Regions from separate parts of the Homo sapiens genome. Here region 1 is linked to region 2. Evidence: chromatin contacts called from ENCODE Hi-C data. All regions are on one chromosome and are shown on one strand. The core of a region is the stretch at or near the end of the contact, and the rest is flanking DNA. Distances in the headings are between cores, read along the strand shown.

The links. A loop is a pair of places that touch in the nucleus more often than their neighbours do. Pooled maps may share reads with other maps.
Region 1: a loop to region 2 is called in a pooled map, with 3 times the contacts of the local background. The contact joins the enhancer-like site here to the promoter of FGF2 in region 2. A Hi-C loop is called at or near these places in 2 of 37 single-sample maps with no recorded cell type and 4 of 50 pooled maps.

Annotation. Positions count from the first base shown.
Region 1 is chr4:123,414,676-123,421,897 of GRCh38, forward strand. No RefSeq gene overlaps it. Among named protein-coding and RNA genes, the nearest start is that of SPRY1, 21 kb to the left of the region's middle. RefSeq lists an enhancer at 3,632-4,189. Within about 2 kb of position 3,921, at least 12 of the 41 ENCODE cell types and tissues checked have a DNase peak (open chromatin) inside an H3K27ac peak, as active enhancers do.
Region 2 is chr4:122,825,575-122,832,540 of GRCh38, forward strand. FGF2 (fibroblast growth factor 2) reads left to right here and starts at 1,257. Exons shown (of 3, transcript NM_001361665.2): 1 at 1,257-1,778. The coding sequence starts at 1,601. RefSeq lists promoters at 116-1,298, 467-1,434, cis regulatory regions at 491-561, 562-600, silencers at 1,100-1,579, 1,920-2,214 and enhancers at 1,800-1,879, 2,162-2,687, 2,560-2,699, 2,688-3,213, 2,740-2,789.

The DNA.
Region 1 (7,222 bases), core at 2,671-5,170, 590 kb after region 2:
GCGGGCGCCTGTAGTCCCAGCTACTCGGGAGGCTGAAGCAGGAGAATGACGTTAAGCCGGGAGGCGGAGCTTGCAGTGAGCCGAGATCATGCCACTGCACTCCAGCCTGGGCCACAGAGCGAGACTCCGTCTCAAAACAACAACAACAACAACAAAGCCAGGCGTGGTGGCTCACACCTGTAATCCCAGCTACTTGGGAGGCTGAGGCAGGAGAATCGCTTGAACCTGTGAGGTGGAGGTTGCAGTGAGTCGAGATCACGCCATTGCACTCCAGCTTGCGCAGCAAGAACAAAACTCCGTCTCAAAATAATAATAATAAAATAAAGTAAATTGAACCCGAGAAAGGTGAAATGACATGCTCAAGGATAAGCATCTAGTAGGAAATAGAACCAACTGAATGAGAAAAAGACATGAACAATACTTTTAAAGGCCTGTACTGTTTTCATTATGTGGACCTTGTTTGTACTTGAAGTTTGGGAGTTTAATTTACAATTCCTGAAGAGAATATAGCATAAAGATAGGCAGATCCAATAAAACCTGAATTCTTACAGAAGCAACACAGAAGAAGGGCAAAATAGTTTGGGTTTGGAATTGGTCATTTTTTTTCTTTATTTTGAGACAGAGTTTTGCTCTTGTTGCCCAGGCTGGAGTGCAATGGCGCGATCTCGGCTCACCGCAACCTCCACCTCCCGGGTTGAAGCGATTCTCCTTCCTCAGCCTTCCCAAGTAGCTGGGATTATAGGAATGCGCCACCAAGCCTGGCTAATTTTGTATTTTTAGTAGAGATGGGGTTTCTCCGTGTGGGTCAGGCTGGTCTCAAACTCCTGACCTCACGTGATCCGCCCACTTCGGCCTCCCAAAGTGCTGGGATTACAGGTGTGAGCACCGCGCCCGGCTATTTTTTTTTTTCTTTTAATTTGAAATACTTGTAAATAATAGTATTGGAATTTAAATTTTTTTCTATTTTATAGGTGGTATATACGAGGCACATGTAGAGACTTGGGAAAAAAAATTTTTTAAGGTGATCTTTATAAAATAGCAAAACTTGAATTTGAGGAACCTGGCATTGCTTGATTTCCAAAGTTTGGTAAAAAAAAAAAGTCAAGTGTGAGAGTCCAAAATTACTTCACACTCTATGTAAATAATGGGATATGGTACCCTGTGGTCCCTTAATTTCTTAAATAAAAATTTTAATGAGGGAGAAAGGATCTCTTAATCCTTAGGGAAAATATGCTTTGTGTGGATTGTAAAATCTGGCAAATTTTGGAAAGAAGAAAAGCAGGCAGTACTCTTGGAAAAAAATAGTCTGCTTGAACTTGCCTTTTTTGAAAAAAAACAAAACCCAACATTCTTTCATAAAGCATTTTTTTAAAAGTATTTGCCCTTGAGCATTTTTTTCTACTTACCCATACTTATCTTTCAAAACAAACATTTATTTCTTTCTACTATAGAGTGTGAGGAAGTTCCTTTGAGGTTATGCCCTACAAACATATCCAAGCAGTAACTGTCACCTCCTTCCTATGGCACAACAAATGACTAAGTCAACCGCAGGCAGCGGGGAGCATAGAGCGGCGATTTCGTGATGGGGGCTGTTCAGATGTTACCTATGGGATCCGTTCTCAAGGGGAAAAAACACACAACTATACTTTTGTGTGCAAATAAAATTTTGGGTCCTTTTGACCCAATGGAAAATGTGTGTCTACTGGTGGCTGCCTACTTGGAATATGATGATTTACACTTGGAAACATTTGTGTCATTTATCATATGATGTTACTGGTCTACAGCATGACTGCATAACAAATAACCATATTAAAAATTAATCTTTTCCAGTTCATCAGACTGTATGTCTTTTTGACACCCCAAGTCTTGTCTTTGCCTCTTGCCCTGCCGTCTTTTCCTGCAGTCACTCTTTACATTAAGTCTAGGATTAAGTTAAAACTCATGCACTGCGTATTTGTGGCTGCGCTTTCAGACTCCTACCCTGCCCTTTCACCCTTCTTTCCTACTTTTCTGAAACATAAATCTTCTATCCAGTGGAATTGGTTCGCTCTCTGTCCCTGCAACACACCTTCAACTCCAGACCTGAGACACTGTCTTTGCCTTTTCAATCCTATTCTTTGCAACAAGGTTTAAATCCTACTTTTCTGACTGGATCATGGCAAAATAATCTCTCTCAGAAATTCTTTAGTAACAACATTCTGTAAACTGATCATTACTTTTAATGTTGAGTTTTTAGTGTTTATGTCTTGTCTCCCTTCCATATTATAATTCTTTCAGACTGGGTTTATGTTGTAGATTTACCTGTACTCCTAAGGTGCTTTGCCCATAGTAGGCACTCAATAAATATTCATTGATATTTTTCCCTGCATTTTACAATCGAGTCATAAAAGCCCATATTTGGCTTCTGTTTTTCTGGCCAGAGGGCCATTCACTGCATTAATAAAATATATATTCTGACATGATGTGTCTCCTGCCTAAAGTCATTTTTGTCTAGCAAATACTAGTAAATAGAATTCTAAAAAAGATATGTAATTATCTGCTGCAGAGAATTTCAGTAATATCATTGATCATGTTAAGGTTTCCAGGGGAGACTAATTTTAAGAATTGTGGCAGTAAAACCTCTGGCACTAGAGGAGACAGATGTTCAAGGCTGTGGAATTGGCTCACCTCTCACGGGATATAATAATGCATCCTTTCTATAACATCCCAAATAGATAGGCCTGACATGGAAATGCCTGGAATCAACTCCTCCTTCATTTTACTAATGTATTTTTAGTTATTGATAATGCAAACCACTTGGTCTTCTCTGTTAAGCGTCCAAAGTATCCTTAAGAGTAATTAAAAAAGTAAAAAAAAAAAAAATGCCAGGGCCCTTCCCAGCTTCTTAGATGCTAATGCTCTTTCTCCTGGATACTAAACTATTGTTTACTCTTCTTGCTGAACTTGGCATAGGCATGAAACCCCTCAAAACATTCTTTTTTTTCATATGTACTATGGCTGTAAATACTTTTGAATGGTCTTGGGGATAGATCTATAATATTATGGAATCTATCACTCAAAGCACTATTATTAGTAAATACAGTAATATCTCAGATTGTATATTGCACACATTTTCTGTAAGTACCTAGGTTATAACATATTGGGCTTTTGACATACTTACGAGTGAAAGAGGGGCCAAGTTATTAGCCTAGTTTTGCAGATAAAATCTAACACAGGGAGGATTATGATTTTCACATTTATTGATAAAGTTAGGACTAGAACCTAAACTCCCTGATTCTGTTAGTTCATTCTGCTCTCACTATGTAAGATCAAGCAGATGGGCCAAACCAGCTGAAGCATCAGGGTTTGGCTCATGACTTTTGCTGTGATGGAATATCCAGTTGAAAAAAACAATCCTTATTTTCATACTTGAATGTTATAGGAAGCTCATTTTAAATTGCTCTGTTCCATATGAAAGATAATCTGGCCAATTTCTTAACTGTATTCAACTCCTATGCTTTAGAAACAACGTTGTTGTGTTTACAGGGAATGTTTAAAGCCCAAATACACAAAAGTAAATTTAAATCCCCTTACATTTTTATTATTTCAGTACTCTAGTTTATTATAACTCAGCTATCTATAGTGAACAGTTGACCTCTTATTATCTCCTCCAACCCCATCCCTGCTGACATCATTAAACAGGAAGGATTCTAATTATGTAGTCTCATTTTGGAGAAAATTGGGAAGACTACGTAGAAATCTAAACGATGTGTGTTACTCTCAGAGCTAGGAAACTAGAGCCAGGTCTCATGGCACTCTAATTAAAAACTTTTATTTCTGCAGATTTATTCTGTGGTCCTTACTGAACAGATCTGCCTTGGGTTTCTGCTGGTGAGTTTTTCAGCAGGAATGCAGGCTTTGTTTCTTTGAATAGTTGAGTGCAGATTAGTGGTATGCCAATTTCCTGTGGCCTTTCAGAGCTGCAATTTGAGCCCTGTTTGCTCCTGGCCCTTGCACAATTGAAAACAATGGGTGACTTCTTTTAGGTTTCACTTCAGGGCTCTTAGAAACAGGGGAAGTGGCTAAAGCCCTACTTTACAGGTAATTAACAATAGATAATGTTTGCTCTGCATTTTTTAGAGCCGATAAAAGGTAGAAGAACATATTCAGCTCCTGATTTAGACACTGTGCAGTGGTTTTATGGATACAATAGCTGTCTTAGCATTAGCAAGGTGGCATGGAGTATCATATATATCTGACAGCACAAAAGTTTTAAAAAGCAGAAGAAAAAAGAGTATTATTAAAACACTGAAGAGTAACCAAGAAAGCACTCCCTGGAAGATGCTAGAGAAACAGCGTCATTTTAAGCCATGCATTTTGACTCAGGCTGTAAATCTATATGTTTTATGAGGTGAACAATTTTCATAACTTGTTGACATTTATTCAAGGTCTTTTTGTGTTTTACACATAATTCAACTCTAGAATTCTCCTGTTTGTTAAAATAGCTTCAGCTTAAAAAGGCTTTATTTCCCATTACATTTAATCATTAGCCACAAATATTCTTATGAAATGGTTTTAGGGACTGGGCACTGTGGTTCATGCCTGTAATCCCAGCACTTTGGGAGGCCAAGGCGGGTGGATCACCTGAGGTCTGGAGTTCGAGACCAGCCTGGCCAACATGGTGAAACCCCATCTCTACTAAAAATACAAAAATTAGCTGGGCGTGGTGGCGGGCACCTGTAATCCCAGCTACTTGGGAGGTTGAGACAGGAGAATCTCTTGAGCCAGCGGGGCAGAGGTTGCAGTGAGCCGAGATCACGCCATTGCACTCCAGCCTGGCAACAAAAGTGCCTGGGCAACAAGAGTGAAACTCCAACTCAAATTAAAAAAAAAAAGATTTCAGGTGCTTAACGTGTAGAAAACAATGTTTTATTGCCCTTTTATTGTGTCTTGGGTAGTGATAGGGTGTTTACCTTAATACTTGGAATAAATATTTTTAGACCACTCTTCTCTGTGAAACATATTGTGTCCACCTGTGACAAGGTAGGTGTGTAGGAGTACTGATTGATTGATTCATTAAATCCTCAACAGTTACCAAGCACCTACTCTGCCCCACATCCTGGCCCCAGCACTAGAGGTGGAAGGATGATGGAGACCTTGTCCTTAAGGAGATTATGGCAATCGCTTTCCCACATTCTTTGGAAAAAATGAGTAATCTCAATTTTAATACATCTACAATTGAAATGTGTAGGCAGCACTCTTGATAAAAACGTTAAGGACTAGGCTGGGCGCAGTGGCTCACGCCACTGCACTTTGGGAAGCCGAGGCAGGCGGATCACAAGGCCAAGAGATTGAGACCATCCTGGCCAACATGGTGAAATCCCATCTCTACTAAAGATGGGTGTGGTGGCGCGTGCCTGTAGTCCCAGCTACTTGGGAGGCTGAGGCGGGAGAATCCCTTGAACCCTGGAGGTGGAGGTTGCAGTGAACCTTGATCGTGCCACTGCTCTCCAGCCTGGCGACAGAGCGAGACTCCGTCAAAAAAAAAAAAAAGGAAAGACTAGGTCATATCTGATACCCCAAGTAACTTATTTTTAGAGTGAACAAAGTCTAAACCAGAAGTTAGTGGCTTTTTGTTCCAAGCCACTTCTAACTAGCAACGTGAAATGTCACCTTACTCATCTGCTTTTGAGTAATGATGAACAGAGAGAAGTTGCTTTAGTAGGGAATTTATATGTCGTTTAAAACCAGAGCAGCTTTTTCTAAGTGTGTTTAGACACCCTTGAGAACAGTGTTTTAAGTACAGAGGTGTACAAAGGTGAAGGACCCCTACATCAATTAATTAGTCAGTCCAGACTTGCTGAGCACCTGGGACGCGTTCAGTGCTGTGCCAGTGGTGTGGATTTAGGAAAAAAGTATAAGCTCTTGATCTCCACTAAGAGCTGGATCAGGAGGCTGACCTGGCAGCCGGAAATGGGAAAGCATTTAAATCCTCTTATCTGCTGATAAAAGTAACATGTTTATTGTAACATTGTTTTTGAAAATGCAGATGAGTATAATGAATTAAAAATGACACATAATCCTGCTACCCATTTCTTAGTTACAAATGGGCTTTAACAATCATTTGGATACATTATTTACCTGTCTCCTAGTGTCTTGAACTTTCTTTTCCATTTTTTTTTTTTTCTGTCTGAGATGGAGCCTCACTCTGTTGCTCAGGCGGGACTGCAGTGGTGCGATCTCAGCTCACTGTAGCCTCTGCCTCCCAGGTTCAAGCAATTCTTCTGCCTCAACCTCCTGAGTAGCTAGAATTACAGGCGTGCGCCACCACGCCCGGCTAATTTTTATATTTTTGGTAGAGACGGGGTTTCACCATGTTGGCCAGGCTGGTCTCAGACTCCTGACCTCGTGATCCTTCTGCCTTGGCCTCCCAAAGTGCTGGGATTACAGGTGTGAGCCACCGCGCCCAGCCATGTCTTGTATTTTCTAAAATAAAAATTTAGGGGAACACTCCTCTACTTTTATTTTTTATGATCTTCTAAAACTCATTGAATCTTTAGAATTGAGGATTTTAGTAATCTTTCAGGAAACAGTCACTCTGAAGACCAAAATTTGTGTTTTGTTTCATTTACTTCCCACCTTTCTATCTTCTTAATAAAGTGAAGTTGTTTTCAGAGAGTTGAAAAAGAGAAAAACTCAACTCGTCCATTTAAGCTTTCTAGTACTTATCTAGCTAAGCACATTTATTGCAGGAAAACTAACACTGATGATAAGCAAAAGAGCACTAAGGAAGTTTGGATTGCCAGTGAAAATGTAGAAATTCAGTGGCAAGAATATATGTTTTCTATTTAAAAGAAACTATTACTATCTAATATTGCCAACAATTACGACAAAATAACCTCGTAAAGAAAAACTTTAAAAAAAGTGAACCTTGTTTTGCTGTGAGAGTCAAGCAGCTGTTCCATCCCTCCCAGCGCCCCACTAGCCTACCACTTTTTATGTTAACCACATTAATCATGATAATAATTTCCCTTAAGAAACTTTGCCTCTGAACACTAATGCTCATCATTTTACCCAGTGACTGGGTTGGAATTACGTAACCAACTTTATTATCACTGTCATTAAAATCAGCATATATCTCATTCTGGTTGTACAGGAAGCGATTGCTTAAAGTATCCATTTAAAATATGACTTAATGTTTAGATAGTGAACTTATATGTTTATCATGTCAAAGCCTCAGAGA
Region 2 (6,966 bases), core at 7-2,506:
ATGCATCTGGAGTTAAAGCCTTCTTGGAGACTTAAGAACAAATGCACTTATGCATGGCCTTTTGAAACCTAATGTTTCTACAAGGAGGCACGTCCATACTTGCAACTCCTTCTAGAAGCTTCCCCAAATCTCCTGCCTCCCCACGCTGAGTTATCCGATGTCTGAAATGTCACAGCACTTAGTCTTACTCTTCTATGGCCTACTTTCTACTGCTATTTGTGTTACTCATGCTACCCATCTTATCTCCCTCAGTGTGTGAGACGCTGGCATCAGATTTGGCATCTCCCACACACTCAACATTATGTGTTGCACACAGTAGGTACTCAATACATGCAAGTTTTCTGAATAGATATTTTCCTAGTCATCTGTGGCACCTGCTATATCCTACTGAAAATTACCAAAATGCAATTAACTTCAATTTTACATTTGGGATTTACAGAAAATAACTCTCTCTCCAAGAAATGCATAACAATTTAGCTAGGGCAAATGCCAGGTCCGAGTTAAGACATTAATGCGCTTCGATCGCGATAAGGATTTATCCTTATCCCCATCCTCATCTTTCTGCGTCGTCTAATTCAAGATAGGTCAGTAAAGGAAACCTTTTCGTTTTAGCAACCCAATCTGCTCCCCTTCTCTGGCCTCTTTCTCTCCTTTTGTTGGTAGACGACTTCAGCCTCTGTCCTTTAATTTTAAAGTTTATGCCCCACTTGTACCCCTCGTCTTTTGGTGATTTAGAGATTTTCAAAGCCTGCTCTGACACAGACTCTTCCTTGGATTGCAACTTCTCTACTTTGGGGTGGAAACGGCTTCTCCGTTTTGAAACGCTAGCGGGGAAAAAATGGGGGAGAAAGTTGAGTTTAAACTTTTAAAAGTTGAGTCACGGCTGGTTGCGCAGCAAAAGCCCCGCAGTGTGGAGAAAGCCTAAACGTGGTTTGGGTGGTGCGGGGGTTGGGCGGGGGTGACTTTTGGGGGATAAGGGGCGGTGGAGCCCAGGGAATGCCAAAGCCCTGCCGCGGCCTCCGACGCGCGCCCCCCGCCCCTCGCCTCTCCCCCGCCCCCGACTGAGGCCGGGCTCCCCGCCGGACTGATGTCGCGCGCTTGCGTGTTGTGGCCGAACCGCCGAACTCAGAGGCCGGCCCCAGAAAACCCGAGCGAGTAGGGGGCGGCGCGCAGGAGGGAGGAGAACTGGGGGCGCGGGAGGCTGGTGGGTGTGGGGGGTGGAGATGTAGAAGATGTGACGCCGCGGCCCGGCGGGTGCCAGATTAGCGGACGCGGTGCCCGCGGTTGCAACGGGATCCCGGGCGCTGCAGCTTGGGAGGCGGCTCTCCCCAGGCGGCGTCCGCGGAGACACCCATCCGTGAACCCCAGGTCCCGGGCCGCCGGCTCGCCGCGCACCAGGGGCCGGCGGACAGAAGAGCGGCCGAGCGGCTCGAGGCTGGGGGACCGCGGGCGCGGCCGCGCGCTGCCGGGCGGGAGGCTGGGGGGCCGGGGCCGGGGCCGTGCCCCGGAGCGGGTCGGAGGCCGGGGCCGGGGCCGGGGGACGGCGGCTCCCCGCGCGGCTCCAGCGGCTCGGGGATCCCGGCCGGGCCCCGCAGGGACCATGGCAGCCGGGAGCATCACCACGCTGCCCGCCTTGCCCGAGGATGGCGGCAGCGGCGCCTTCCCGCCCGGCCACTTCAAGGACCCCAAGCGGCTGTACTGCAAAAACGGGGGCTTCTTCCTGCGCATCCACCCCGACGGCCGAGTTGACGGGGTCCGGGAGAAGAGCGACCCTCACAGTGAGTGCCGACCCGCTCTCTCCGCCTCATTTCCATTTCGTGGGTTCTCGCCCGCTCTCTCCCCTCCAGCCTGCACCCTCCTCCCGGATCTTCACTGCGACCCTAGCGCTCCGTGTGGTTTCTGGCCGCGCGGCCCTCGGCGGTTTCGGGTTCACCACTCACCCCCTCCTTTCCGGGCTGCGGCGTAGGCCCGGGTGTCCCCTGGGCTTTGGGGTGTGCCAATTTGCCCTGTAAACCAGTACCCCCGGCCCGGAGCCGCGGCGCGCCGGGGCCTCGCGGACTGGCTGTCTTCCCGCGGACAACCTGTCGCGTCGGGGATGCCCGCGGCCCCGCCATGCAGCTCTGGCCGCTTCTATCTGCTGCGTGCTGTCCCGGGGACAAAGACAGGAAGGACCGCAGCAGAACGAAACGGTCTTTACTGGAAAAACACCTTTCTAGAGTCCTGCCCTTAAATTCCGACTCGGGACGACCCGAGGCATATGGCACACTACTCTCACCCACTCTGTTTTATATTTTTCCGAATTGACGAAAGCTGAAAGAGCAAAAACAAAAACCAACCAGCCAACCAGCAAAAAATCCAGATGTTGTTAATAAAGTGCCATAGCTTTGTTTCAGTAGTGAAAAGAAGTGCAAACACTTTAATCTTCCACCTGCAGTGACTAGCTTTGAGACCTTGAGCCGACGCTTAACCCCAGAGCCGGTTTCCTCATCGCTCACGTGGGGCTAATATATTACTACCTTGCAGCAGGCTTGAGGATGAAATGAGAATTGCAGTTTTGCTTTCTGTAAGAAACAATGTTTGTGGTTCTAGAAAGAACACTGGCCTAAATAAGGAGTGCTTGGACTTTAGGGGATTCCCTAAGTCTGGAGTGGGGGCTGAAGATTTGCATTTCTAACATGTTCCCCGGGGATGCTGATCACATCACACTTTGAGAGCCACTGGTCTAGAGGAAAGAGAAAGAAAGGGGCATAAGATGAGCCGATTTACAACACTGATGGAATTTGAAGTGAGAGAAAGAGGACTAGAATATATTGTAACCTGTCCTCCTGTAAGTGTATGTAAACATGTGTTTTAAAAGCTGTGTGTTATGGCGTTCCTTCCTTTATGGGTTCCAGGTGGAGAATCTGATTCTCTCATTGCCTGAGAAAAGACCCACAGGGGTCCCAGCGCCACTCCCCTGTAGTTCTGCCTTTGTCTTGGGATGCTAATGGGATGTCATGAGGGGAGGTGGAGGGGGGCTGGAAGAGAAGAAAATTCTACAACCAAACGTGAATTGGCAGAAGAATGGGCAATACACTTTCATATGAGCTGAGTCTTTATTGCTTCCAAAATAGCAACCTGCAAGAGAGGCAAGTATTTAATTTTTTTCAGGCTTGCCATAATTTAAAAATTTTATCAATCACTTAATCCCGTAAAACTGAAAAGATGCTTGTAACCTATTAGATGGGTTAGTGCTAGTTCTCTATTCTGGTAACTTGAACTCATCTATTTCAAAAAATTATCTTTGTGATTGAAGTTTGTTCTGCAGTTGTCTGCTACGCCATCTCAGCTGACAAGGGCAAGGTGCTGTGTGTCCCAATTGGTTTTGTTCTTTCTAGTATCACAAATTATTTATTAAAAAGCATGTATTATGACCAGAAGACAGAAGAATTTCCCTTTAAATTAAATTAATATTTGGGGCTTCCCCTAATACTCTTTTTTTTTCAGACTCTATTAGTTGCTGAATCATTTTTTCTTTGAAGATTTTGATACCCGATTCGCCTTAGAATAAAACTATGTAGAGGTTAGCCAGTGGACATAATTTTGAATTGCATACCACATTACCACCGTTGTAAAAACAACCGTTAACTTTTTCTTCCTAACTGTGAGTTGGGTTTTCATTTTTGTAATCTTACTTTAACTCTGTGGTTCTCAAATGGGGACGATTTTGCCTCCCAGGGGACATTTGACAATGCCTGGAGACATTTTTGGTTGCTGTAACCTGGAAGGGTGCTACTGGCATCTGGCAGGTAGAGGCCGGGGATGCTGCTGAACATCCTACAATACACATTATAATACCCTCAACAAAAACATTTTTGACCCCAAATGTCACTAGTACTCAGGTTGAGAACTCTGCTAACTTTATAACTAGCTAAGGACAAGACATTAAAAGGGAAATGTAGAATAACTCATCCAGACTTGTGGAGACTACCAATTTTTTTAAAATTTTTTATTTCTATAGGGTTTTAGGGACCAGGTGGTAGTTGGTTACATGAGTAAGTTCTTTAGTGGTGATTTGTGAAATTTTGTTGCACCCATCACCCAAGCAGTATACACTGAATCCAGTTTGTAGTCCTGTCCCTCCCCAACTTCCCACCCTTTCTTCCCAAGTCCCCAAAGAGACTACTCTTTTTTTAAAGGATACCTGTACCAGGCAATAGACTGACAAGAATACAAATCTAAAAATGACAAATTTCATCTATTTCTATGTAGCCCAACCTGGACATAAATTTAAGTACAGTATATTATTTTCTCACATATTGGATGTTTACTGATAGTTGACCAAACCATGAGGAGACCCCCCAAAACAAATAAAACTGACCAGAAAACATGGAGAAGAGTTAATAGTAGCCACAGTTTCCTACTACATTATGGCTCAGATTTCTAGACCTGTTTGAAAAGTTGAAAAATCTATGGTCTCATTCCTCAGACTGTTTTGTCCAACTGACCTGAACATCTGTCACTGGAATTTTTTTTCCTTTGGCATGACACTTTGTGCCTACATGTTTTCTAAACTGCAGGTAACTTTTGAAAGGCCAAGTTCAACCATTATCAGATTTTAACATTTAGTATGGATTAAATTGTGAGTGCAATTTCTTCCCCAAAAGCTGGCCAGAAGGACTGGAGTTTGGGGAGGGATGCTTTGAAGACTGTGATATAAATGATGGGGTCCTGGAGAGGTGCAGGGGAAGAGGAGGCAGAGTGGGAAGCTGTGAGGTAGGAAAGAGAGGAAAATTTTCTAAAAGAAGAGGTAGGAGAAGATGACACAACACAAATGTTTCCAATTTTTCAGTGTTGCTGAAGGTCAACTGTGCTTCACACCTGGGCATTCTCCTGAATTTGCACTCAAAAGGGCCCATTTTCTGGCGTTTTTCTCATAGTCCTGGAATAATCTTCATTTGACATGAGAGTCTTGATAAAAACAAGATGTTAAAAGTGGTTAGAGAGTTTCTCCTTCTCCAGCATGTGCGCTGCACTCCTGCCTTTCTTTTGGCATCCTTAACTTTTGGCAGGCCTCTTTCAATGCGGTGGGAATGGATAATATTAAGTATGTACTCTAAAGTAGCAAGCTGTGTAAAAACATTCAGAAGAGAGAACACTTTATCCCAAGCAGCACGTACAACATGTGGTAGAGTATAGTAAGTGAAATGTATGCTGCTTATGTACACTTAGTATTCAATTTATTCCAGGTGCTCTTATTTACAAAAAAAAAAAAAAAAAAAAAAAATGAGAGTAGTTAGAAGTACTGTATCTACCCTTGGGCTTCTCCCAGGAGGTGACTGCCTGTGTGCCACACTTCTTTGCTTGCAGGCTCCAGAGGACGCTGAGACTTGGAAAGGCAGACCTGCCCACCCCAGTGTGGAGCAGGGGTGGCTTGTAGGTGGGCCTGACCCCTGGGCTCTTTGCTACTGCATGTGTTCCATGCAACCCCAAGCATAAAAACATGGACTTGTGAAATCAAAGGGAGGCTTCAGACCTTCTGGTTTACCCATCTCTTTTTACAGAAGAGGATACTGAAGCTCAGAAAAGTCACCAATTACTCAAGTTCACTTGTGGGTTTCCTCTTTTTTTATCCTGAATGAGCTTCTTACCACCTGGTCCCTTGCCTTCTCTTCCTGCCATCCCTCAGCCTCAGTGCGCTCTTCATTCCACCATAGAGTGTGCCCTGCTGGACCCCACTTTGGTTAGGCTTCCTCCATTTCAGGGTAGTGAGCTGCTAGCCCCTTTGAAGAGTTCTTACTAGTTTACGGGTGCCTCAGGTTGATTTCCTGGGGTTTTGGATAAAGCCACCTTTCCATCTCTTCACTACTGCCTTTGGGGTAAATAGAACCATTGATTTAATAATACACGTACTAGATTCTCTCCCCCCACCTCTCTTTGGTAATATCTGGCAAGTGGATAGCAATAATTTTACTTAATGAACGTGATATTTACTGTAATAAATATTGGGTGCAGTAAACAAATGAAGTCAGAATCTAATAGCTCATTTAATCTTGGAAATCATGTAATCAGTACAGCAATGAAAGGACAATTCATGAGTCATAGATATTACCACACCTTAGGAGCCTTTTAAGATGAGTTTGATGCCAAGTGACTTCAGCCTAGAAAAGGCAATATCCCCTCATGACATGCCCTGAGGGGTTTCATTTGTTTATAAAATGACCGTTATGTAATTAGACTTTGACAATGGTGTAACAATTGGGTTTTAAGTATTCTCATTTTGATTTATGATGCCATTTTATGTGGAAGGACATAATTTTAAAGTTTAATTAGAAAATAAAATGTTACAGATGTAATGAACAAAACAAGAACGGTTCTTTAAATATCATAAGCATAAAATTGACTTTCTTCATCTATACACTGATTCTGAGAACTCATCATCAGTGATGTTGAAAAGACAATTTAAGGTCTCACATTATTGGAACTACTATTTTAAAACCACGAGATGCCTGTACAAGCTGGTAATTACACATGTGCTGTAGTCTTTGCTTGTTTTTCCAATTCTAGTGTTTGTTGATTTTCCAGATACCCTACTTGGGCCCCTATGTCCCGTAGCACACGTCTGTAAGAAGGCTGGCATGGGATAAAAGTCTATGACCATGAAACGGAGCAAGGCAAATCTGTATCTTTGGGGCACATATCTTTTTCTTTTTTTCTTTTTGAGACACAGTCTTACCCTGTCACCTAGGCTGGAGTGCAGTGGCACAATCTCAGCTCACTACAACCTCTCCTTCCTGGGTTCAAGCAATTCTTCTGCTTCAGCTGTGATTACAAGCACCTGCCACCGCACCCAGCTAATTTTTGCATTTTTAGTAGAGACGGGATTTCACCATGAATTTTCCTGGCTGGTCTCGAACTCCAGACCTCAGGTTATCTGTCCACCTCAGCCTCCCAAAGTGCTGTGATTACAGGCGTGAGCCACCGTGC